6 separate regions of the Homo sapiens genome follow, and regions 2, 3, 4, 5 and 6 are each linked to region 1. Evidence: chromatin loops called from intact Hi-C (ENCODE). Cell type or tissue: endothelial cell of umbilical vein. All regions are shown on one strand.

The links. A loop is a pair of places that touch in the nucleus more often than their neighbours do. Peaks named below come from ENCODE experiments on the same cell type or tissue, not always from the same donor. Only the 100,000 strongest peaks of a DNase experiment are listed, where the experiment ranks them.
Region 2: it touches region 1 in a loop (4-fold over the local background); 7 of 110 quality-filtered maps call a loop at or near these places.
Region 3: a loop joins it to region 1, with 8 times the contacts of the local background. A loop is called at or near these places in 5 of 110 quality-filtered maps.
Region 4: it touches region 1 in a loop (3-fold over the local background); 3 of 110 quality-filtered maps call a loop at or near these places.
Region 5: a loop joins it to region 1, with 7 times the contacts of the local background. A loop is called at or near these places in 5 of 110 quality-filtered maps.
Region 6: a loop joins it to region 1, with 6 times the contacts of the local background. A loop is called at or near these places in 9 of 110 quality-filtered maps.

Annotation. Positions count from the first base shown.
Region 1 is chr12:11,797,157-11,801,156 of GRCh38, reverse strand. All of the region lies in intron 2 of ETV6 (ETS variant transcription factor 6), which reads right to left. Among named protein-coding and RNA genes, the nearest start is that of ETV6, 150 kb to the right of the region's middle. In endothelial cell of umbilical vein, no CTCF peak of the experiment used is centred here; DNase peaks (open chromatin) are centred at 2,136 and 3,496; H3K27ac peaks cover 3,095 bases.
Region 2 is chr12:11,729,319-11,733,318 of GRCh38, reverse strand. The region is part of intron 1 of ETV6 (ETS variant transcription factor 6); the gene reads right to left. Among named protein-coding and RNA genes, the nearest start is that of ETV6, 82 kb to the right of the region's middle. RefSeq lists enhancers at 2,454-2,553, 2,794-2,903. In endothelial cell of umbilical vein, no CTCF peak of the experiment used is centred here; a DNase peak (open chromatin) is centred at 1,698; H3K27ac peaks cover 2,297 bases.
Region 3 is chr12:11,862,245-11,866,244 of GRCh38, reverse strand. All of the region lies in intron 4 of ETV6 (ETS variant transcription factor 6), which reads right to left. Among named protein-coding and RNA genes, the nearest start is that of BCL2L14, 210 kb to the left of the region's middle. In endothelial cell of umbilical vein, no CTCF peak of the experiment used is centred here; DNase peaks (open chromatin) are centred at 2,084, 2,444, 2,534 and 3,214; H3K27ac peaks cover 2,764 bases.
Region 4 is chr12:11,672,210-11,676,209 of GRCh38, reverse strand. The region is part of intron 1 of ETV6 (ETS variant transcription factor 6); the gene reads right to left. Among named protein-coding and RNA genes, the nearest start is that of ETV6, 25 kb to the right of the region's middle. In endothelial cell of umbilical vein, no CTCF peak of the experiment used is centred here; DNase peaks (open chromatin) are centred at 1,499, 1,909 and 2,479; H3K27ac peaks cover 2,188 bases.
Region 5 is chr12:11,883,843-11,887,842 of GRCh38, reverse strand. It overlaps ETV6 (ETS variant transcription factor 6), which reads right to left. Exons shown (of 8, transcript NM_001987.5): 6 at 3,256-3,398; 7 at 1,817-1,917. Among named protein-coding and RNA genes, the nearest start is that of BCL2L14, 190 kb to the left of the region's middle. RefSeq lists enhancers at 1,646-2,356, 2,383-3,582. In endothelial cell of umbilical vein, no CTCF peak of the experiment used is centred here; DNase peaks (open chromatin) are centred at 2,262 and 2,982; H3K27ac peaks cover 2,861 bases.
Region 6 is chr12:11,744,304-11,748,303 of GRCh38, reverse strand. All of the region lies in intron 1 of ETV6 (ETS variant transcription factor 6), which reads right to left. Among named protein-coding and RNA genes, the nearest start is that of ETV6, 97 kb to the right of the region's middle. RefSeq lists an enhancer at 2,073-2,292. In endothelial cell of umbilical vein, no CTCF peak of the experiment used is centred here; a DNase peak (open chromatin) is centred at 2,003; H3K27ac peaks cover 2,344 bases.

The DNA of each region.
Region 1 (4,000 bases):
TTTGCCATCCGGATGCTGGGAGTCTCCTTAGAATTACACTTTAAAAAGTCACATGGGATGAGTGAGGACAAATTTTCGATGAATAAAGCTCACTTTTGCTTCACCTATATTTTTGCTTTTAATTTTAAAACCATGATGTAATTATACTACTTTGGAGGGCGGACTAAACCTAGTATTATCTAGAAAAGTCTCAGAAAATGTTTGCTGCAAACTATTCTTGCTTTTTAATTCTTGTTTTAAAAATATGAGACAGGGTCTGGCTATGTTGCTGAGACTGTGAGACTGGTCTCAAACTCCTGGGCTCAAGTGATCCCCCCAACTAAGCCTCCCTATTAGCTGGATTACAGGTGTGTGCCACCATGCCCGGCTACTTTTTAATTCTTTCTGGGGAGTAACTGGTCCCCCTTTCTGGGGGGGTAACTTCATTCTCATGAAGAATATTTTACATTTTGAAGTCCATCTGCAGCAACATGGGTGAATCTGGTGCACATTATGCTAAGTGAAATAAGCCAGTAATGAAAAGATATATATTACACGATCTCGCTTACATGTGGAATCTAAAAGTTGAACTCAAGCAGAGTAAAAGAAGGGATGCGGGTGGGGAGGTGTTGGTCAAAGGATACAAAACGTCAGTTAGATGGGAGGAATAAGCTCAGGAGATCTGTTGTATAACACGGTGATTATGGTTAATAACACTGTGTATGTTTGAAAATTATGAAGATGGTAGATTTTAAATGTTCTCACCACAAAAAACAGGTATGTGAGTTAATGGCTATGTTAATTAGCTTGATCTAGCCAGTCCACATGTATACATACATTAAAATATCATGTTTTATGTATGTATACCATAAACATATGACTTTTATCTGCCAATGAAAAATTAATTAAAATTTAAAATGTGATGGGGATGGGAGGTGAGATGGATGATGAATAGGAGGTGGGATAAGAAGGTCAGGTTACTTTTCCATGACCCAGAAAATGGCCTGGGATATTTTTCAGTCCTTAGATGTCCACTCCCCTTTCCTATGTCTGCCAGAGACTTCCAAGGTCATATATATTATCAGATGTAAATTGCCACCAGCTGAGACTTTAGATTTTTGAAACTCAAATATAAGCCCTGCTCTTCAGAGATGGACTCCATAAAAGCACTGAGTGAAGGCTGTAAAGAAACATCAAGAGCCTGGGCAACATAGCAACACTTTGTCTCTACAAGTAATTGTTAAAAATTAGCAGGGCATGGTGGTATGCCTGTCTGTCCCAGGGACCCAGAGGCTAAGGCAGGAGGATCACTTGAGCCCAGGCCATCGAGGCTGCAGTGAGCAGTGATCATGCCACTGTACTCCAACCTAGGCAATAGGTTGTCTCAAAAAAATAAAAAATAAAAAATAAAACACACACACGCACACACATCAGGCACTTGAATGCAAAGTAGACGTGCCCAGTTTGGGGACCAAGAAGGGGAGTATGAGGTATTAACGAGGACTTCATTTCGTAATGGCATTGCAGCACAAGAATGCATGGTTCTCCTGTTGGTTTTGATTGTGCTTATCAATTGGATTTATTAACCTCTTTTTTCGTAACAGTTCCATAACGTTTCCCTAATGCTTTTAGGGTCACATGAAGGTATGTCAAAGAGCCACGGGTTCTCCTCTCCTCTCTTTCATACTTAAGTTGGGATGGAGAAAGACCACCAACTCCAATGCCTGGATTCTAGAAGCTAATCAAGAGATTCCAAACAGTTGGTGGGGCTACAGAGGGCATGGACACTTCATGTGTGCTTATGAGGGACTGGGGAATGCACATGGATAATGTGACAGTGACTGTTTTTAGGAGCCCTAGGAAAGCACCGGGAAGGCTGTGAAAGATGGATGGCAGTAAAGGAGGTTGGGCACAGTGATCTTGTTCTGCACTAGACATCTAGTTCACTTGCAAAGTTGTGAACCTGTATGAGCCCATTCTCTCCTCGGGCTACATGGATAAGAATGTCTGTGGGTAGCTGTCTCCTCTTCTTCCTCTCCCCTCCCCCTCTGCCTTTAGTTAATTGCAGCTGTGGTCAAGGGACTGCAGCCAAAAGTCCCACAATGCACTCCTCCACAGGAAGTTCCCAAGATCTCTTCCTGAACAGGAAATTTCCTGTGGTCCAACAGACATTCCTCTCAGCGTTTATCACTCACATACATTTGTTTTGGCAGATACTGGGTCTTGGGTAAGAACAACAAGCAACGGTTGGAGGGAAAGCTACCTTAGAGAAAAAAATGCAGTTATTGTCAGGGGAAGAAAGTGTGACTGAATTAACTCCTATCTCCAAGGAAAACAAATACTAGCAAAATGGACTCAAGAGATCTGAAATGTGTGAGAATGTAAATACCACTCACACAGCTATGCAACACTAGGGATTTTATTTGTAACTCAAAGTGAAGGTAGGCAGGCTTTTTGGGGGCCAACTTCAAAGCATTTAGAAATACTCTTGTAAAATTTTCATTTTTATAAATGTCATGGCTACAGAGTGATTGAGATTTTACATTTTTTCTGCTGTTTCTTTATATATGTGCCCTAACGTAACTTATTTCCTCATTACAGAATCATTTCAATCTCTCCCACTTCTAGACACTAGCATTCCCCTTTCCTGAAGAGGAAAGAGCTACCCACGTGGCTCGCAAGCTAGTATTTCACATTTGTGTTGCTTCTCCATAGTGGAGTCTACACTTTCAGGGGCTCTAAGAGGTGGTATGAGAAAAATGTAAGTACTGGGGCATGACCAGCATGATTTTCCCTTGTAACTGGTCTTTCTGCCCCCGATCTTATAATCCATCCCTCAGCACATCACTTTCCTAAAATCCTTCAATGGCTGCCCACCAATTTGGAGGTCTTTACTTTTAATTTCCTTCATGGCCCAAATTAAACTTTCTCCTCTCCTAAGTCAACTGCTTCTCTTCTGTGGCGCAGTGACATGAAACACACTCCAATCACCCTACGTTCTAATTTGTTGGTTACTTATCTGTCTTCCCCAACGAATTACAAGTTCCTTGAGGTCAAGAACTATCTTATTTGTCTTTGGAATCCCAGTACAAAGGATTGTGCCTGATACATAATAGATAGTTGATAAGTTTTCCTTGGAAAGATAATCTCAAAATCTTATCCTTGTATGGTAATAAAAAACAAAGGAATTTCCTTTTGTTTCTATCATCACATTCCCAAATAAACCCATCACACAAAACTATCTTATATTATAAGCATTCTAGCAATCTAGTAACAACCTACAAGAACCACGGAACTAAAATCTTTTCCTTCAAATCACACAAACTTGGAATGTCCACTTTCTCTGGTATGAGAGATTTGTGCATACCATAAGTCCTATTTATTTTACTTGGGTTTTAGCTGCAGTGAGATGCTTGGCTGTCTGCCCCTACGGCCCAGAACCTTTCCAGTTAGGCTTACTTAACCCTCCTTTACTTTGAAGTTCAGCTCCACCCAGACTCCGGGACCAGGCCTACCCTTTATCAAGAGGAAGCTTGGGACCAGTGGTTCAGGGAACCAGTATTGAGTCACTCCTGCTGGCTTTTCTGTGCCCTTGTCTGCCACCTAAAAACAAGCCTTTGCTGTAATGGGATGCCTATCTTGGTTCCTACCCAGCTCTGTCTTCCAGTCCTTCTCAATAACAGAAGTCCTATGACCGAATCCCAGTCTCTGTGGCTGGATTTCTGCTCCTTGAGCTCTTTGTTTCTAAGGTTAATGCTGGATGCCAGCTCTCAACTGCCAACAGCCTGCCACCTTACCACATTCACCAACGACTGGCAGCCCTGGCCCTCCTCCCACTATCTGGTACTGAAACTTCCCTATGACCCTGACTCTGTGGGTACAGCCGAGGTTTTGGAACTGTGAATTTCTTAAAGAGAGTAACTTTTCATTTCTGTGTTCCCAGTGCCGGGACTATTGCTAGGTACACTGTCTGAATAAAAATAATGGTGTTTGAAAGAATGAATGGTCTCAAAATGGAGAG
Region 2 (4,000 bases), 68 kb after region 1:
CTCCTGCCTCAGCCTCCCGAGCAGCTGGGACTACAGGCACCTGCCACCATGCCTGGCTAAATTTTTGTATTTTTAGTAGAGACAGGGTTTCACTGTGTTAACCAGGATAGTCTCAATCTCCTGACCTCATGATCCGCCTGCTTTGGCCTCCCAAAGTGCTGCAATTACAGGCGTGAGCCACTGCGCCCAGCCCAAAGTGGTTAATATTAATATGCTGAGTACCTTCCATGTGCCAGACACATAAGATACTGTATGTTTCTATTTCATCAATGGAGAAACAGAGTCTGAGTGGGGTTAAAGAACGGGCTTCCCAATGTCACACAGTGGTGCTAGAATTTGAAGCAAAGTACGTCAGATTCTAAAGCCACAATCTTTCTACACTTTCACCCCAAAATGAGGAGTAAGAATGAAAGTGACACTGTGGATTTAAGGAAGATAATAGAAAGTCTATTAGAAATATATATTTTTTGAAACTTGTATCATTTAACATAATGATTACAGAGCTGGAATTGGGCAATTGAAATGGAGAAGAGCATCTTCTGACATCCAGGGTCATGTGTTCAGGCTCAGGGACAGGGTGCTTTCAGAACAAGGGTTGTTCTTGGTCCTCTAGAGGCAGAAGGAGGACGGGGTGGTCTGTGTGTCGGATGTGGCCAAGCTGGAGCACCAAGGAAGCCCCCAGCCCTGACAAAGCAGCACATTCAAACGACACAGTGCACGATGGCAGAAAAAGATGGGGTGGGATACAATGGGGGGAAACTCCCCAAGTCGGTGAAAAGGTTTGTACTTGAAGGACAACGTCCTTCTCCAGAGTAGAGCTTACTAAAGGAGATGCATCCCATTTTCTTTTTGAACCTCTCCTGCTTTCTACTTCCAGCTTCTTTCCTCCTGGTAAGTTTGGGCAGGAAGGGGCCTTAGAAATTGAGACCAGCATCCTCATTTTTCAGATGAAAAACCTGAGATCAACAGAAATATTTGAGATCACACTTCTTGTTTCGGAAATCAGGTAGTTAGCAGTTCTTGTTTTCGTTTTTCACCATATAGTGCAGTAAAGGGGAAAAGGGTAGACAAAAAAACAAGAAACCAGAAATATTACTTTGCAGAGACATTTCCACGTACCTCGAACTGCACTAGTTCTGCGACTGTGTGCTCAGTGTTGTCTTCTACCAGGTGATGCTAAAGATTTGCACTGAGCCATGCACACACTGCTGTCTAGGTCAATTCTTAAGGTAGCTGCCTAGATTTAAGGTAAGGACTGCAGGGTGGAACATCTTCTCTTTATGCAGAGCTACCTGAACTGGTCGCCTTCTTGGGTGACCCAACCATGCTGGTTTGTCTGGGACTGAAGGGGTTCCGGGGATGTGGGGTTTTCAGTACTAAAACTGAAATCCCAGGGAAACTGGGACAAGCCGGTTACCCTACTGCCTTCAGTAGGATCACATTTTCAACTGAGCTAATACATACAGACAGACAAAATGCATTTAGCTGGAAGTTTTAGCTGGTAGAATACCAGCTAAATGGTAGTTAACATTTTAATTTTTTAAGAAAATTAGCAAGATGCAAATTAATGACTATGAAGGGCTTTGAGCCCTTGGGGAGGAAGGTATTCTCAAAGTAGGAAGTGTTAAGTTCATAAAAGAAACAATATGAGAAGGCAGTGGGGCTTTTTCATACCTAACAAGTATGACTAAACCTGTAAACACTTCCTGTTCCGTCCCATGTTTTTCTGAAATTCGCTTTTCCTTAAAGGCCAATAAGACAGAAGAAAAAAAATTATTCTTTCTCTTCTCTTCTTAAGAATAACAGTGGGAAATTTCAAACCTCCAAAGACGTCTAAAAGTTTAATAAGCTCTTGCTTTTATATATAAATATTAAGGAGAAACAAACAACACTCACTTTTCTCCATAAGCATCCTGCATTCTTACTACATGAAATTTTGAGTACGTAGAAAACCATCTGATCAGGGAAGACAAATACTCACACTTAAGTAGCACTGACTTACTCCTCCACCTAGTTATATTTTCAATACAAAAATTTTTGCTTTAATTAAACACTGTGTTAGGTGCTGACAATGCAACACCGAATAAGAAGGACATACCTTTATTTCATACATCACAGTATCCTAAAGATCAAAACCTGCCTTTCTAGACTTAGTCATGACTCTTCTTATTGCAGTGGAGAAAGAGGGCTGCCCCTAACAGCAAAGCTCACACTTAAAATCATTTCTCCCCAGCAGCACTTCCCATTCACAAAGAGCAGTGCTACAAAAGGCAGCCTCACTTTCACCTGTTCTGGGTCACCAACTACACTGGAGGGGCTTGGCCTAGAATCGGGTAGAGGGGATGTGAAACCAAGGAGGGGGTTACACTGGGGAACATGTCACTGGGCCTCTACTCACAGAAACAGCTTAAAGCCACCTGTACCCACATTTGGGAAACGTGTGTCTCTGGTCTCCTGGAGGCATAAATTGAACATTATAATATTCTAGGGAAGAGCAAACAGCAACCCACTGAGGGGTCTTGGGCCATGGGAAAGTCTTCCATTCCTCTACTTCTGCTCTAAAGGGTTGATTGTTGTACACTCCAAAGCAAAAGAGGAAAATCAAACCCAGCTCAGAAGTCCGCCCACATTCTGCGGTGGAGAGAGTTGCCAAAACCATTCTCTGCACCTGTAGGATGAAGTCGCAGGTTCACAGAGCAGGGACAACTGTCAGATGTCCACCCCGCAACATGGCTCCCTCACAGGAGAGTCCACAGTTATGGACCTAGGTTCTCTGCTGGGCTGCGCTGGACAACCCGTCCTTAGAACTCTAAATCCTGCCTTTGCACAGGCTTCCTTGGAGCTCTCTGAGGCCTTGGTGACTTGCACCTTTGTGCACACTACAATTGGCTTCCTTGAGCTTGGCAACCCCAGAGCAGCAGCCTCATTGGACTTCTGTTTGTACAGGACTTGTCAAGCAGGTTATGCTGCTTTTCTGCCACCTTTCTTTCCAGACACCTCTAAAATGTAAAGTTATCAGGAAATAAGAGAGGGATAAGGTTTTCTCACCACAATCCCAGAGGCCTACAAAGGCTGCCTAGACCGTGGGCTTTGCTGAAGGCCTGCTGCTGGTCTCTTAAATGGTGAGGCATGTTTTTTAAGGATTGTAGAGGAAGAGTTGTCAAATATAAGGTCAGAGTCAAATGCACTGTGTTTCTATCATTACTGCTGGCCTCTTTACAGAGGGAGTAAAATGCACCCCTCGACGCTGGCAGCAAGTCCTCTGGTTGCATCAATAATTTTCGCTTGCACAGAAAAATCCCCCAGTAACGCATAGATGGTCATGAACTCCCCTTTCTATTTTGCAGACCTAGAAAGCGTGGTAGAGAGAAATTAAATGCCTTTGTGAATCAGCAAAAAACACATAGGGATAAAACCCAGGACAGCTGGTCTACCTGCTTTAACCCATGCATTCAGCACACCATGGGGAAAATAGTTATTTTTTCACTACAAAAGAGGTGACCTTCTACTTCAGACATGTAAGATAAAAAAATTTTTTAAAGATACGGTTGTTTTGTTGAGAGAACAATCAATAAAATAGTAATGCCCAGTACAGTTTTATCCAGAGGTCAAGGTAGTATCTAACCAAGGTCAAGACTGTATTGAGTCAAGAGTTCAAAGGCCACTATCTTCCCCATAGTATGAGTCAGTCAAACTGAGATTGCTTCAAGGTTAAGGAAGGAATCATCAAATTGCCAACAGTCATACCAAACAGGACAGGGAAATTGGCTATTCCTGTCACATCTCCTTTCCATTAATTATTAAGTAGTTGACTTAGGGAGCAACCCTCTCAGATTCGGGGAGAGTCCATTTATGAGACATGAACTCAAATCTACCACACAGCAGCCCAGTCCCCCCCACCTGATCCCACATGGCTGCCTGGCAGTTCTAAGGGGCTTCCAAAAAATTCTCCAGTTAAAGGCACAAAACCTTTGAACAGGCCTTCAATTCTAGTGCTCCC
Region 3 (4,000 bases), 65 kb before region 1:
GATGACACATACAGGCTGCCAAAAGGGAAATGGAATTAAAAAAAAAGGCAAAATAAAGATTCTATAACTGAAAAGTATAATATCTGAAATGAAAGACCGGACTAGATGGACTTAATAGCAGAACGGAGATGAGAGAAGAAAGGGTTAGAAAATTTGAAGACAGATCAGTAAAAATGAAATCCAAACAAAACAAATCCTCAGTGACCTGTGGAACAATATCACGTGGTCTAACACACATGTAATTGGTGTCCAAGAAGGAGAATATAGAAAAAAACAGAGTAGAATAAATTAAAAAATAATGGCTAGATTGTCCTCAAATTTGGTAACAACATTATCAACAACAGTAAATTCGAAGGTCCAAGAATCTCAAGTAAGATATGTAAAATAAAAACCACACCCAGGTACACCATAGTCAAACTGCTGAAAACCAAAAATAAAGAGAAAATCTTGAAAGCAACCAGAGGAAAAAAAGAAACTATGTACAGGGGGAGATTATACTAATATACTATATATGCATAGTATGATATATAGTATATATATACACACACACCATATATACTATATATGATTATAGTATATATGATATATAGTATATACTAATACTATATAAGTATATACTTACATAGTATATATAAGCCTACGCTAATATATATAATATATTATATATACGAATATACTAATTATGGCTGACTTCTTTAAAAAAACCTGAAGAGAGGGACTGCTCAAACACACACACAAGAAGGTTGCAGATGGGAACCTATAGGTTGAAAAAAACTTAAGAGATACGTTAACCATCTGCAATGTATAGATGTTGTTTGGATTCTGATCCAAACTGTAAAAAACATTTATGAGATGGTTGGCAAAAAGTGAACACTAGCAGATTATTTGATGATACCGAGGAACTACTAGTTTTCAAGTGATATGATGGTTCTATTATGATTTTATAGTCTTTTTTTGAGACCTATGTTGACACTATTTTTTTTTTTTTTTTTTTGAGACGGAGTCTCGCTCTTTCACCCAGGCTGGAGTGCAGTGGCGTGATCTCTGCTCACTGCAAGCTCCACCTCCCGGGTTCACGCCATTCTCCTGCCTCAGCCTCCTGAGTAGCTGGGACTACAGGTGCCCGCCACCATGCCTGGCTAATTTTTTGTAGTTTTAGTAAAGACAGGGTTTCACCATGTTAGCCAGGATGGTCTCGATCTCCTGACCTCATGATCCGCCCACCTCAGCCTCCCAAAGTGCTGGGATTACAGGCATGAGCCACCGCGCCCAGCCTGTTGATACTATTTACAAGGGAAATTATATATCTGAGATTTGCTGTAAAATAATCTGGGATGGTGAAGGAGAGAGGAGGTAGACCACAGAGGAAGACATGATTGGCCTTGAGTTGATCATCAAAACTGGTGATGGGTACATGGTGATTCATTACACAATTCTCTTTACTTTTGTATAGGTTTGATATTTCCTGTTATAAAAAGCTTTTTTTTTTTTAAAGTGCTTAATTAACCTTGCAAGGATATAGGTTGGAAAGACAAGCACTAACTTCCTCACTTTAACCCAAATGCATAGAAATGCTTACTGGGCACCAACTAAAATGATCTGTAATCTTTTGTAGACAAGGCAAACTTTCCTTTTATAGATAATATGGATGTCAATTCTGCTGCCCATAGAAATGTATTTATCTTTTGTCCCTGGTCCACTTTTCATTTGTCACAGAATATGATCACTGTAAACAACTATTGAAGACAGTTCCAGTTTGAACTTTCCTATATTTTCTTCTAAATGCCATTTACAGAATGTCTCTCTTTACTTAAAAGCTTATTAAGGCTTAAAAATACTTAAGGATGATGAAGACCATGTATTGAAAAATCCCATTTCCTGAATCCATTTCCCATCTTATAAATTTCAAAACGGTCACAGGCGTTGGTCAGTAATCTGGTTACCTGCAGGCTTTCTTTGATGTCCTGGGCTTCAAGGCTTAGTGTGTGGGTGTGCACTCAGGGCAGGCCTTAGGAAGTCTGGGAGGACCAGGAGAGGAAGAACTTTCATGCCAAGGGTAAAGGAGGAACTGATGTAATGTCCTGGAGAGATTTCACTCTCCGTTCCTGCCCAGACCTTGGGAACAATGCAGGAGGGTGATAGTGCTTTGGATAATCCAACTCAGATTTTACTTTGGACTCAGGATCCAGGCAGGAACAGGACTTGGAGGAGCTTGATTTATTTATTTCTCCACAGATATCACTCAAAGAGGAAGTACTTGATGAAGCTGATAACATTAACAGTAGAGAACTGGATCCGAGGGTATTTAATTCCAGGCTCCTGGTGGTCTGGGCACAACCACTGTCAAGGCTGAGAGGCCTGCAATGAGACCCTGCAAGCTTTGTTTCAGTCTGCAAAGCAGTGCCCATGTATGGAGTAGGCTATGACATTCTCAGCCTGCTGCCTGCCGCCTCTGTTATTATAAGTTGGCAGCAGGGCATGGAAACTTACGAGACCAGAGCCGGCAGGCAGAGAAGCTCCGGACACAGGAAATGCACTGAGCGGACAGTGGGTGCATTAAATCCCCCAGATGTAGGAGTCTTCTGTCTAAAACAAGAAGATTTTTTTGGTCTGGCCTTGATGTCTGGGTTTGTTCTTGGTGAGCTGCCCAGCTGGAAAACTGGGAAATTATCCACATTGCCCTCATTCTGAAGGTCTTGATATGGAAGGGAAATATACAAGGAAGAGGGAGGGAAAGCCAGACATAATTAGTCCATGTGGGCACAGAAGGAAGGGAGGAAGAAAGACCAAGGACTGGCAGGGAACCGTCATTCTGGTTGGAAGTGTTTTCTGATCCCAAACCTTTTTCCTTGTAGACCTCTGTCAGACACAAATAATCCCTTCTTCTCACTGCCAAACGGCCTAAAATAAACCAGGACTTTAAGTGGGGTAATTTTCTTTACAAAAAGGTCTGATTTCTTATCCTTTCCTCTTATTAGAAAAGTTTCTCTACTTACAATTCATAAAAATTTGACCCAATTTAACCATGCTATAAATAATAAATAACCAGTAAACCTAAACAAACAGACAAAAAACTGCCTTTAGTGAAAGTTTTGACCGATAAGTTTCCAGGGAGAGCAAAGGCTAAGATCAAGTTTGCATCTCACACACCAGGATCACATTTCCACCACCGTGCTTTCCCTAAGCCCACGGATGCTGGTCAGAGAAGAAGGTCACCAGGGAGACGCAAATCAACAGGCCCAGGAGGTAATGCTCACTCAAGCCTCAGTCCACTGGGTTTCACTTTCTCCCTCTCCCAGTCATTTTGTTAAAAATTAGTGGGAAGTATGAATGATACACAGAGCTAGACAGAAGTCATAAGCTCAAGGTCTTGAGGTGGAATTCAAACTATATTTCATATACCACTCCCGGTCTCTTATGCCCATTATGGGTTGACTATCTCTCCCCCAAAATTCATAAGTTGAAGTCCTAACCCCTAGTACCCTCAGGATGTGATCTTATTTGGAAAGACGGTCCTTGCAGATGTAATTAGTTAGGATGAGGTCATTTTAAACATCCAATATGACTGGTGTCTTTATAAAAAGTATACTCTGGACTTCCAGACATACACAGGGGAAGAATGCAGGTGAAGATGAAGGCAGAGACCTCCAAGGCAAGGAATGCCAAAGCTTGCCAGCAAACCACCAGAAACGAGAAGAGAGTCATGGAACAGATCCTACCTCACAGCTCTCTCAGAAGGAACCAACTCTGGCACACGTTGACCTTGGACTTCTAGCCCCCAGAAAAGTGAGATAATAAATATCTGTTGTTTAAGCCACCCCGTTTGGGGTACTTTGTTACAGCGGCCCTAGCTAACTAATACACCCCCTACTCCAGTTACCTGACGTTCAACCTTTGCTTGGTTTGGAGTCTTTCCACTAACTGTGTACCTGGCATTTCAGCCTATTCATCCCCACAATGTGCCAATGTCACCGAACTCCCTTGGAGGGCCTGAGAAGAA
Region 4 (4,000 bases), 120 kb after region 1:
TGTGTGCTCTGTCACGTTGCCTCGCTTGGCAGCTTCTAGTCTCTAATGACTGTCTGCTGTCCTCTCCAAAGCCATCAGCCAGGCAGGGCCCATTCCAAACTGACAAAGAAAGTGACATGAACAAGCAAGAAGTGGCCATAGGTGATGGCAAGAAATAAAAGGCAAGGAATGAGATGGGAACCTTAGATGACTTTACAGGATTATTTCATTCAACCACTTCTAGGTACCCAGTTCCTCCTTCATCAGTTTCTTTCCCTTTCTTTTATTTTCTTTCTTTCTTCTTCCTGCATCAATTTCTCTCCCTTTTTCTTTTCCCTCCTTCTCCCTCTCCCTTCCTTTCCTTCTCTCTCTCTTCCCTTCCTTTCTTCCCTCTTTCCTTCCTTCCTTTTTGTTTAGAGACAGAGGTCTCACTCTGTTGCCCAGCGTGAAGTACAGTGGCATGATCATAGCTCACTGCAGCCTCAAACTCCTAGACTCAGGGGATCCTACTGCCCCAGCCTCCTGGGTAACTGGGACTACAGGCACACATTACCACATCCAGCTAATTTATTTTATTTTTTTATAGAGACAGGGTCTCACTTTGTTGCTCAGGATAGTCTAGAACTCCTGGCTTCAAGTGATCCTCCTGCCTTGGCCTCCTAAAATGTTGAGAATATAAGCATGAGCCACCATACCTGGTCAAATTTCTTTTAGAGGAAAAAAAACCTATGCCTTGCTGTAAATGAACATTTCTTCTGAATGTACAATATGTGCTAACTAACTTTAGAGGGATACAACATGAAGTTTGAGAAAGTATATTTTCCAAAAGGATTGAAATGTATAGATGCACTTGCTCAGTGATAGGTAATACTTTAAAATATGTATTAGGATAACTATAGGATTTCCAGGGGCTTTTTGTTTATTTGCTTTATTTTTGCTCTTTGTAGCAGAAGTACAAATGGCAGACTCTACAAGGTCTTCAAAGAATGTTTTCTGGGTAATTCTGAGATCAATGTAAAAACACCTGGGAGCTACAGGTGCTTGGGGGTTACAGAAGAACATCTAAAAAAACACATCCTGGTGTTCTCACTCCTTGTGGTAATAAACTCTCAGGGGCTGGAGGACTAGGCTTACCCCCATGGCTACAGCTAGGTCTACAACTATTAACAGACATATGCGTGCAAAAAGACAAGGCCTGTCTCAGGGAGCTGACGGAGGGCCTGGCTGTACCTTCACAGCCCATGATGCATTAAATCCCTTCCATAAATGTTGACTGAGGGGCTCCAGCTTTCCTCCAACATTAGGAGGGCAGCGGGTCTCACCAGATTTACCCGTCATCCTTAGGGAAGCGGGGAATTGGTGGATCCGGACACAGCCAAAGAACTCCTGAGCACCAGGGGCCTCCGCTCCTGGGGCAGTGAGAGAGTGGCAGCCAGAGAGGTCTCTCCCTGCCCCTTCTCACATCATCATCTCTCTAGGTGGTGGACACTCATGCTTTCCTGGAAAACAGCGGAAGCAGCTGGCTCACCCAGGGTCGCACAATCAGGGCTTCATGGGGAAAACACCAAACACACACACACACACACACACACACACACACACACACACACACACAAATAACCCCTACATTAACCCCTATGGGCCTTGAGCTACAGCACACATTTTAGCAGCGCCACAGAAGGTGCCAAAGTGTTTCTATTGTCTCCGGCTGTTTTCTGCATATATTCATTATATTAAAACCACTGTCTCCTCTTTGGATATTAAATCTCGAGGGCAGGGACTCTATGACCACTTTCAGAATCCTCCAACTTGGAGTCTCGGTACTCCTTAATGAAAACTGCACATAAAAGAAACATTGCCATTGTTTAAAAGCCTGAGCTTCCCTTCCTAGGTCACTGGCTGGCCATCTGCTCTTTGGCCCAGAATTCCTGCTTTCCCTCTTCCTCCACACGCCCATTTGAACATCCTCTGGCATTTTATATTGCTATGTCTCATGGCCTATGGAACTAACGAGGCAAGGACTTCCCAAAAATGAAGGCGAAAAAGGAAGGAAGCGAACGATCTGGCCACGCGAGCACACTGCTCTTTATTGTTTGCTAGATTCCGTGCATTGTATCTGCGGGGTGGTCTGCTGGTCCCCAAGGTAAAAGCCAACTAATGTGTCAAATATGCATTACGATTTGTACCTTTTAGAGAAAGGTGGGATGGAGGTCATTCTTTCTGAATAAAGAGAAATTCCCTGAGATAGATTTGCATTGGTAGAAGAATAAAAACTTTACTTGCTTCAACCAAATTCCAAAATATGGCCATTCCATTCCTGAGTTTTGTTAGTCAACTCCACTCACAAGAGCCATGGAATCACTGCCAAATCTCAGTCTAGAGACCACGCACACAGTTTGACTAACTCGGGGGAAAGGAAAAGGATCACTCTAACAACAGTCACAGATAATATCTGGCCAAGATCAAATACAGGATCATTACCCAAGAAGACACTTGAAAATGGAATACAGCAATAAAAATGAGACAAGCTCTCTTACATAAGAGAGAAACTGATGTATTTGGGCAACTACAAAGATGACATTCGGAGGGCCTAGTAGGAAAAAATATTGATTTCTGAAGGAATGATTCACTCATCCAACATACTTTCCCTCTAATCACTACTTCCCAGACACTTCCTATGTAAACTTGGTATTACTAAAAACTCCAGGTCTAGACCTGACTTTACTGCTTTTTCATTTGTTCCATATAGAACTCTTCCATGGTCTCTCCTCAGATACCTGGGCAGCAGAAGGTTTAGTATCTTAACAGTGCTTTCCTCTTGATACTAAGATATCCTTTATTTTATTCTGATTTGTAGTATGAGCCCTTCTCTCCAACATCAGCCCTCCCTCAATAGTCATCCAGATTTTCTTCTTCATGGACATCTCCAAATTCTTTCCCAGCAGAGTAAACTCATCTCACATCCTGCCCCGCCAAATCCCCTCCTCATTCACCACTCCCACCTGCTCAGAAAGCTGCCCCTTCTGCAGCCAGGATCAACACCCTCATTCACACACCCTCAGAACACTGCAGCTTGGCACCCTCAGAGCCACAAATGGCCCGCTGCGAGAGCCCTGCACAGTTACCCAGCTCCAGCAGCTGAAACCCTCTCCCTTTCCCTTCTGTCACTGAATGTTCAAGTTCAAGGTTACTGAGAAGTGCCAGATTTCGTCTGGAAAGTCCTCCAGTCAGTGAAAAGGCTAAGGGAACACAGAGGTTTTCTCCAACAGGCAGCCTTCCCAGAGCAGTAGGATGGCGATAACTTTTGCTCTTGGCTAATTCAGGGTTTCCCACAGAGCATCTGCTCCGGACTCTTCCACGGTTCTGATCAACCCTGTTCACCGCCTTCCTACCCTCACCCCAAGGGGATCTTACTTCCACTTTGAAGTTCAATACTGCCAAGTGGTCCCTTTCTTAAGACTTGGCCACTCGGTAATAGCTAATATTTCAGAGCAGTGGCCCTGCTGTTAACACGTGTGGTGGGGGTCAGTGAGATTTCAGTAAGGTGGCCGTCTGTTATGAGCAGCATGATTTACAGGCTATGTTGCTGATTATCTCTTAAAATCTCTTTTAGCTCTGCATTTTGGTGAAGAGCACTGTATATTATACGCAAGCTTTGTCTCACCCCATTAACGGAGGACAACTGTATCAGCCATCTGAGCCCGAGTTCCCATGCTACTTAATTGCTACGTCGTTGTGTTAACGAAGTTAGGAGGGGGGCTGGCAAGAGCGTAAATCACCTTCACGTGCAGATATTTGTGGTTTTATTTTTCCTTTTGCCAGCTTGTCTCTCTGTTTCAATTGCCTACCATCTGCCTTTGAACAATCTAAGTGTGAGCAGATAGATTTTATTTGGAGGATGAAATGCTTTGAGCTCATCCTAGCAAAGCATTTTCATATACTGGTGTTCAGGGCATTTTCTGTTTAATAGGATCTCAGAGGCGATTCGATTTGGGTTGGGAGTTGGTTCCTTACAATACTC
Region 5 (4,000 bases), 87 kb before region 1:
CAAAGTTGGCTGCTTCAAACAGCAGTGATGCCCCTGATGAGTAAAGAATTCAATAATTCTGGGTGGAATTTCTTTTCTTTTTTTTTTTTTTTTCTTGAGATGGAGTCTCGCTCTGTCACCAGGCTGGAGTGCAGTGGCGCGATCTCAGCTCACTGCAACCTCTGCCTCCCGGGTTCAAGTGATTCTCCTGCCTCAGCCTCCCGAGTAGCTGGGACTACAGGTGCATGCCACTACGCTCAGCTAATTTTTGTACTTTTAGTAGAGATGGGGTTTCACCATGTTGGCCAGGATGGTCTCGATCTCTTGACCTCGTGATCTGCCCACCTCAGCCTCCCAAAGTGCTGGGATTACAGGTGTGAGCCATCATGCCCGGCCTCTGGGTGGAATTTCTAATCCGAGACAAGTGTCTGTTTTGAAGATGTCATGTCTGAAATACTTAAATGTGATATTTAAGGGGACACAGCCTACAGGAAACTCTTGGACATTCAAATTTGGAATTTCAGGGAGATTTTAGAGCTGGATATAGAGATTTAAGAGCCTAACCACTGAGGTGATAAATGAAGTTGTGTGTCGGGATCAGTTCATCCACGAAAAAGGTATAGAGTGGGAAGAAAGGGAGCCAAGGACTGCGTTTAGGTTGAAGGATGAAGAAAAGCCATACGGTAGAGCCAGAGAATGGAGGGTTCTTTTTTTATTCCTTCTATTCTGTTTCCCTTTCCTGAAGAGCCTTTCCCGTTTCTTTTGAAGATCTTAATTGCTTTTACTATTCCTAAGTTACCATTCCTTCCCAATGCTAAAGACCAGATTCTCTGCTCTTTCCAATAAATTAATCATATCAGTGAGCTCATCTGTTCATACATGGTATCACTTCCTACCTGTATATAGATAATTCACAATCTACATCTCTAGCCCCATCTGCCACTCTCTTCTGGCCCACCTGCCAAAACTCATCACCCAAGGTTGTGTTTGTTGATCTCACTTCTACCAACCTGCAGTTGGCCCCGCTAATGACTACCACCAGCACCAGAGGTCTACTTCTACATCTCCTGATTGGTCCTTCAGATCCCTCCTTCTTCTTCCAGTTCTTTCTCCTCTCTTGCATAGTACTTGGAATTACAATCTATGTGGTGGCAGGCTAACTTGGTTGGAACTCATTATCTATGAGGAATTCTGGAAAGAAAAATTCTAGTGCAGCAGCTTGTAGACTTATTCTGACTACGATGCATTATAAGAAATACATTTTACATCATGACTCATCACGTACATACACACCTGGAACAACATTTTCATGAATCAACTGTCATTCTTGCTACATGTCATGCAGTCTGGCATTTTCAACTCTATCCTATCCTATCCTTATTTCATTAAAAAAAAAAAGCTCTGATGGACCCATTCAATCTATTTCATGACTCACTGTGGGTCATTACCTGCATTTTGACAAATACTGGTTCAGAAAGTTGCCTTACAGCGATGGTAACCTGGAAGTCTAGGTTTAATTCCTTGTTTTGCCATTGACTTTGTGCTTTTAACTACACCGGACTTTAATGCCACATAATATTATTTGGTCACTGCGTTATTTTAAAGGTGAGTCAGATTCTGTTCATTTAGTTTTGGCTTTATTACAGGACAGACATAAGTTAAAAAAATATTTTCCTTAAATCCTAACAAACCAGTACCTGGTATCCAGTTTGTAGCAATGATTGGCTTTGGGTATCCGATAGGCAGGTAGAGATCTTAACAGTCTCCCCCCACTCCCCGTTATTTAAAGAAAACAGCATCCTCCCAAAAGAAGGAAAGGAGAAAAAGGAAGTGCTACCTGAACAAAAGCCTTTGTCCTGGCTCCTTCCTGATAATGTTTAGTTTGTAGTAGTGGCGCAGGGCTCTGGACATTTTCTCATAGGTCATGTTTGTTCTGTTCTGTTTGTTCAAAGGAGGAAGGGAGAAAAAAAGCACAAAGACACAATGAAATGAACCTCAGAAAAGGCACTGCGGGAGCTATTAAAATAAAAGCTCTTCAGCTGCTGCCTGTGGCCCTGCCAGTTTGGGAAGCTACCTGCTAATCGGCTGCCTTCCAGGCACATCTGTCCCCACCCTTTAGCTTTTTATATTCACTGTCACCAAGGTTTACTCCTAAGGTGAATCACCCTTTGTCCGAAGTCCTGGAGCCCTAGCTAATAAAGCAGATCCCATAGCAGCCTCGCTTATTTCCTTTTCCCAAGACCGCTCTCTGCTCCGCCTGAGGAATTTCCTGCAGGTTCCCCCTATCTCTGGGTCACCCTTCACCTTCTGACCCACACAGCATTTCTTTTTTTTTGTTGCAATGACCTTTTCTCAAACTTGTGTTTCTGGTCTGTCATTTTAAGGAAGACAATTCTTTTGTTTAAATTCCTGTTGTGGAAGCAAGAATACAGTGGTTCTGGGCCCGAGGCAATGGTACAGTGGGAGTAGCAGAGGGATTTTTCTCAGTGACTCACACATGGAAGTGTCTGTCAGTGGGGCCTTGCCATATTTGGTCATGGTCTGCATTACCCACTGCCTTCTTAGAAGGCTGCAGGTCTGGGCACACCTGGCTGGGCCTCCCTGCCTTTTCACTCACTCAGCGGATTGGGGTTGTGCCACCATGCCAACATCAGGCTTTGCTTCAGGTCCACCTATCGACTGGCCTGGATCACGGTTACCCGCTTTTTACAACTGCGCACTTGAGCAGTCTTCCTTACTGCAAAAGACTTTATTCAATTCCATTCCCTCCTCCCAGTTTGGGAAATTGTGGGGCAAACTTCTTGCATCGCTTGCTTATAAAGGGGATGTTTTACAGTCAGAATCTAAGTATTTTCTATAAAGAAATGGGCTTTGGGGAACATGGGAGTTTCTAACTGAGCAGAAAAGTAGTGGCACTTCCCAAAGGTCCCCTGTGAGTCAGAGAGTCTTGCTGTACTTCCCTTTTACCCAGTTCCTAACAACAGTGGAGGTGGCGGGATCAGGTCAAGGGGAGTGGAAACAAGAGTCACTCATGATGCAGCCCAGCAAACCAGGATATGTGAGTTAATGGGCACCTGGTCTCAGGAACAAATGGCAAGATGCATCTTTAATTATTTCCTTCCCTTTGCAACTGCCTAATTGCTTGCCCAGCAAGGAATAAACTAAATAAGTATGGGCAGACGTAAAAAGCAGAAGACAGACGATTATCCTCCAATCCAGGGATAAGGACTTCATTTTGGCACTAGTTTATGGAGCAGATATCTGCTGCCCTTTTACCTTATGGTTTCCCCACAGTCGAGCCAGTCCGTTGGGATCCACTATCCGGAATATTTTGGATTCTTTGTCCTCCCATCGGATGAAGTTTTCGTACCGGCTGTCAGAAAGCAACTGATAGACGTAATCCCAAAGCAGTCTACAGTCTACAGAGGAAAAGGGCAAGAAAACACTGTTGAAAATGTTTCTTGTTGAGGCACTAACCAGAAGAATCAAAAAAGAATCCAGCAACTGCTTCTGCCTAGCTTGGGTTGACTGATTGTCTAACTAACTTCCTTGTTTTACCGGGAAGAAACGGAGGCCCAGAAAGATGGAGGGAGGTCCTGTTGTGTGACCTTTGACCCACCGGAGGCCTCAGAGATGATCCAGGCGACAGCCTCCCTCCACAGATGATGATACAGTGACCCAGAAGTCCACGGTCGTGACCCAAACTTAAACCTGGGCAGAACCCATGTGAAAGACGGGAGGCAAGTTCTAACTGAATCAATGGGCTCTGAATGTGTGTTAAATGCAGGCTGGAAGGAAAAAAGGGTGGAAAGAGGGTCCTGATGGTTACAGAGAGAGCTGTGTGGTAAAAAATAGTGGAGTGAAAAGGTTATCCTGGTGTTGGTGGGAGATGGATGGATAAAGATGAGAAGGCTGGGGTAGGCTAAAACACAGCAAAAAGGAGTGAGGAGTGAAAAATGGTGGGAAAAGAAAAACTATGTGGCTTGGTGACTCTGACTGTGGGAACTGTGGCTAGCATGGT
Region 6 (4,000 bases), 53 kb after region 1:
TTATAAATGCCAGGACTGCCCCCAGTGATGGCTTCTGAAGCCTAGTTTGAAAGTCCTGAGGAGGAAGAGTGTCATGGACACAGGATAGTGGTCATTTCCCCACAGCTAGGGTAAAAATGCCACAGGCATGCTTTCATCCCATTGCACTTCGGTGTCCCATCACTGTGAAGAAACCTGCAACCCAGATAAGATGGAAAACAGCAGGCACCAGTGACAAGAGTGGTCATGCCAGCAATATTCAGTATTTTGAGAGAAGGATCTCTTTTCCACCCTGCAGGTGTTTAGAAAAGCTGCCTGAGAAAGCTGATGCTTGTACCGTCGTCAACTTCTACAGATTCAACAGAAGAAACCTCTCCTATGGGAAGCTATTTATTGAAATTTATTAAAGTGAAGTCTGAATACACAAGTATTTAAGTACACTCTTCTGGCTGCAAAAATTTCAAGTGGTGGTGATGTTGGCTTTCATTAAGTAAGCTTTTATTAACAAGCTATAGACACATTAACAAAAAATTGAATACGCTGAAATTTGAGCTCTAGAGTTTTCTAGGTTTCTGCCACCAGGAAAGCACAGATATACACAAGAACCTAAAGTAATACACTCTTGAAAGTCGACATTTTTTTCACTTGAAAAAAGCTATTGAATATTTTGTCCACTCCAAAATTCAGTGAGACAAACGTAAAGAATTTGAGAGAAGATGCAAATGCCAGTCTTCTTTTCTAAATAGACATTGTACACACAGCCACAGAGAGTAACATTTTTGGAATCTCCCCAGAAAGAAAGAGCATACCCTAGCATCTCGGCTAGAAAGAACACCACAGAGACTCAAATGCAAATTTTGATGTAGCAAAATCCACATCCACCAAATCACAGAAGTGAAGTTCATGATTTCTTTTCATCCAGAGAGTTACCAGAAGATGGTTTAGACATCCAAGATGGTATAGGGGCCCAAGCTGGCTTTCTTCTTGGTGTCCAGTGTCCCCCCTGCCCTGAAAGCAACATCCCTCTGGATGCTAAGCCATTAATTTTTACAAGCCAAATGGTGTTTGGGTCTCAACATTCATCTTGCAGAATACATATCAGTACTTCCAAGGGGAAAAAAATGAGTGTACCCTGTGAAAATGAGGATGGGTAGGAACTATACTCCTAGCATCTGAAGTCTCCTCTCTAGGTTACCCAGATGGCCCACTCAGCCCTTGGGGAGAGGGTACGCCAGACAAACCAAACTCAATGTTGCTGTGGGGATCTTCCAAGGAGCCCGCTTCACCAGTCTTAAGGAGTGCCCTTTCTCTAGTTTATGTAGATGGTTCAGGACGTGAGATATTCGGATTCCTGTTTAGAACTGAAATTGTCCCTTTCTTCTGCCTTTCTGGATGGTTACATCCTAAAATCAGAAGGCAGTATATTGCTTCTGTCAAGCAGATACAATTAAGTCAAAGCATCTTAAGTCTTCCTCTTACCCAGACCTGTATTATCTTTGCATAGTGAGATTAAAAAAAAAAAAAAAAAAAAAAAGAGAGAGAGAGAGCATTAGCAATAAGCCCTGCAATCAAACATCTCTGTAAAAGGTCATTGAGTTTTTTTTCTCCCTATGATTAAGAAATATTTCAGCATCCATCAAGGGTCAACTATGAGGCTAGGCCTATAGCAGGCATTACAAATTATGCAATCATACATCCTAGAATTTCCAGGATGGTCTCAATATTTAAAGTTCCGTGTCCTTTTACCCATAAATACATATGGGTAGTTGTATATAAATACTTAACACCTCTCAGAACACGTGTCACAATTGTAGCTGGAAAATACAGTCACTGCCACAATCAGGAAAGAGAGCTAGCATTAAGTGAGCATGTGGTATGTGTTCCCATGAAGCCTTTATTTTATTTCAGCCTCACAATGACCCTGCAAGGAAGGCATCGTTATCTCCATTCCGCAATGAGGAAACTGACTTGAAAACCGCAGTTCCAGTCACTAGCTTGGGAGATGGTGTGGCTGGTATTTGCGTGCAGACTGATCTAACTTTACTTCTCTGAACTGCTTTATAATGCCAACCAGTCAACAATGACTTCACAATGGGGAATTCCAAGAGACAGGTTCAAGCTTGTAAAAATCATAGCAGCCTTCGAATATTTCGTTGCTCTGCATCCTCACTCCTCACAGAATTCCAGCAGGATTCTTGAGGGTGACTCAACAGAGCTGCCTAAGCCAAGGCACCTACCTTCTTATGCATGTTGCTTATCCTATGGGTAGCACAGACTGAGGGGTAAATGCATTCAGCTGACGGAAGGGGACTCTATCTGATGTATGAGAAAAGTTCTCATGGCATGACCCCTGAGCAGGAGTAGCCATTCGAATTTATCCAGGGATCTACATTAACCATGGGACACAATCAGTAGGACCAAGAGGGCATTTCCAGGTTGCTTATGCAAATGATAACTTGGCCGTGGCTAGAAATCTCACTGGGCATTTTTGAGTACAAACATATTACTTTCTATCCTAACATTGTCTTTAACAACAACGGAAGACATTTCCCTTGTTCTTATCTGCTTACCCAAGAGCAGCAAATCTAAAAGTACAGGTGAGATAAATAGAAGCAGTAAGGAGGAAAGAAGCCTGCCAACATCTATTTGGTGCCTATAGTGGGCAGATCTCTACACCAAGAAGGAGCTGAGTCTGCCCCCAGAAATCACAGTGGCCGCAGTCCAAGCAAGACCTCTCCAATGGCCCAAAGATGCACATTCCCAAGAGGGGAATGGATGAAGGCATTAAGGATATATGTGGCCTGTGGGGGAAAAAAGATTTAAAATCTTCTCGGAGATGTCTTCAAATATAGGAAGGACAAGTCTAAGAGAGACTCAAGGCTTGCTTGTAGTAGCAGAGGACAGAGCCAGCAACAGATACCGATGCACTAGAAGGAAGGCCTTTCAAACAGCTGAAGTCTCCAGATAAATGGGCGATTTACTGTTCTCCTAAAGCTGACTTAATGCTGAGGCTGAACAGTTACTCTAAAACACGTGCTTGCACTGGGAAGGAGCTGGAGTAGGAGAACTTAAAGGTTCCGTATAACTGCAAGATGCTGGTTCTATACAATCTTATCTCCCCTGGTAAGTTAGAGCTTATAAATTACAGTGTGGGTAGAACAGCTCCAAATAAAACACGGACACCACAGTCCCCTTCTTTATCAATTACTCCCCTATGCCTCCTCACAGGATCCTAGGGTTCTACTGAATATAATTAGAAAAAGCACTAGTTTCTAGAATTAGGAGCAATTTCTTTAAAGACAAGCACCAAAGCAAAAAACTTAAATCGACTTCTTTATTGTTCCCATTTTAAAACATTTTAATTAAGATACTTTCCATTCTTGACATGCCATGAAATTCTCTCTTTTTTTTTTTTCCTGAATTTCCTTAGATATTTCTAACATGGATAGTAAGCGGAAAGTAAAACTGTGATTCCTTGTCACGTCAGGCTGTGGTTACCAGGGAGGTCTATGAAGGTGGCCCAGTTCATGTGGCTGGAACCCAGTGTGGATGTACACGCAGGCAAAGTTACAAGCTTTGAACCTGCATGGGAAAATTTAAATCACACCATTCTGCAGCCCCAGGCTATACCTCTAATCCCTGCCATGATATAGAGGATTGCCTTTGCTCAAAGCAGAGATTAGATGAGCTCAGCAACACACATCACCACTCCTGGAAACGCCATAAAAGTGCATGTCCTACTAACAGCAGGTCAGCAGCATCAATTCAGCATAAGAAAGGTGGTGTGACTTTATTTATACAGAACCATCAGACGTCACCTCTGGGGAAGAAATAAAGTCTTGCTGTTGAATTTATCCAGCAATGCCTCTAAGCTTGTGATCCACCTTTTGAAAGAGGGTCACTAAATCCTTTCTTCCTAGTTCTAACAGCAGAAGAAACAGGTACTGAAATTAACAGCAGCTTGTATCCTGGGCACAACAAAGTGGCCAAGTTCAGCTCTTTATTAGCTGCTTTCTCCTCC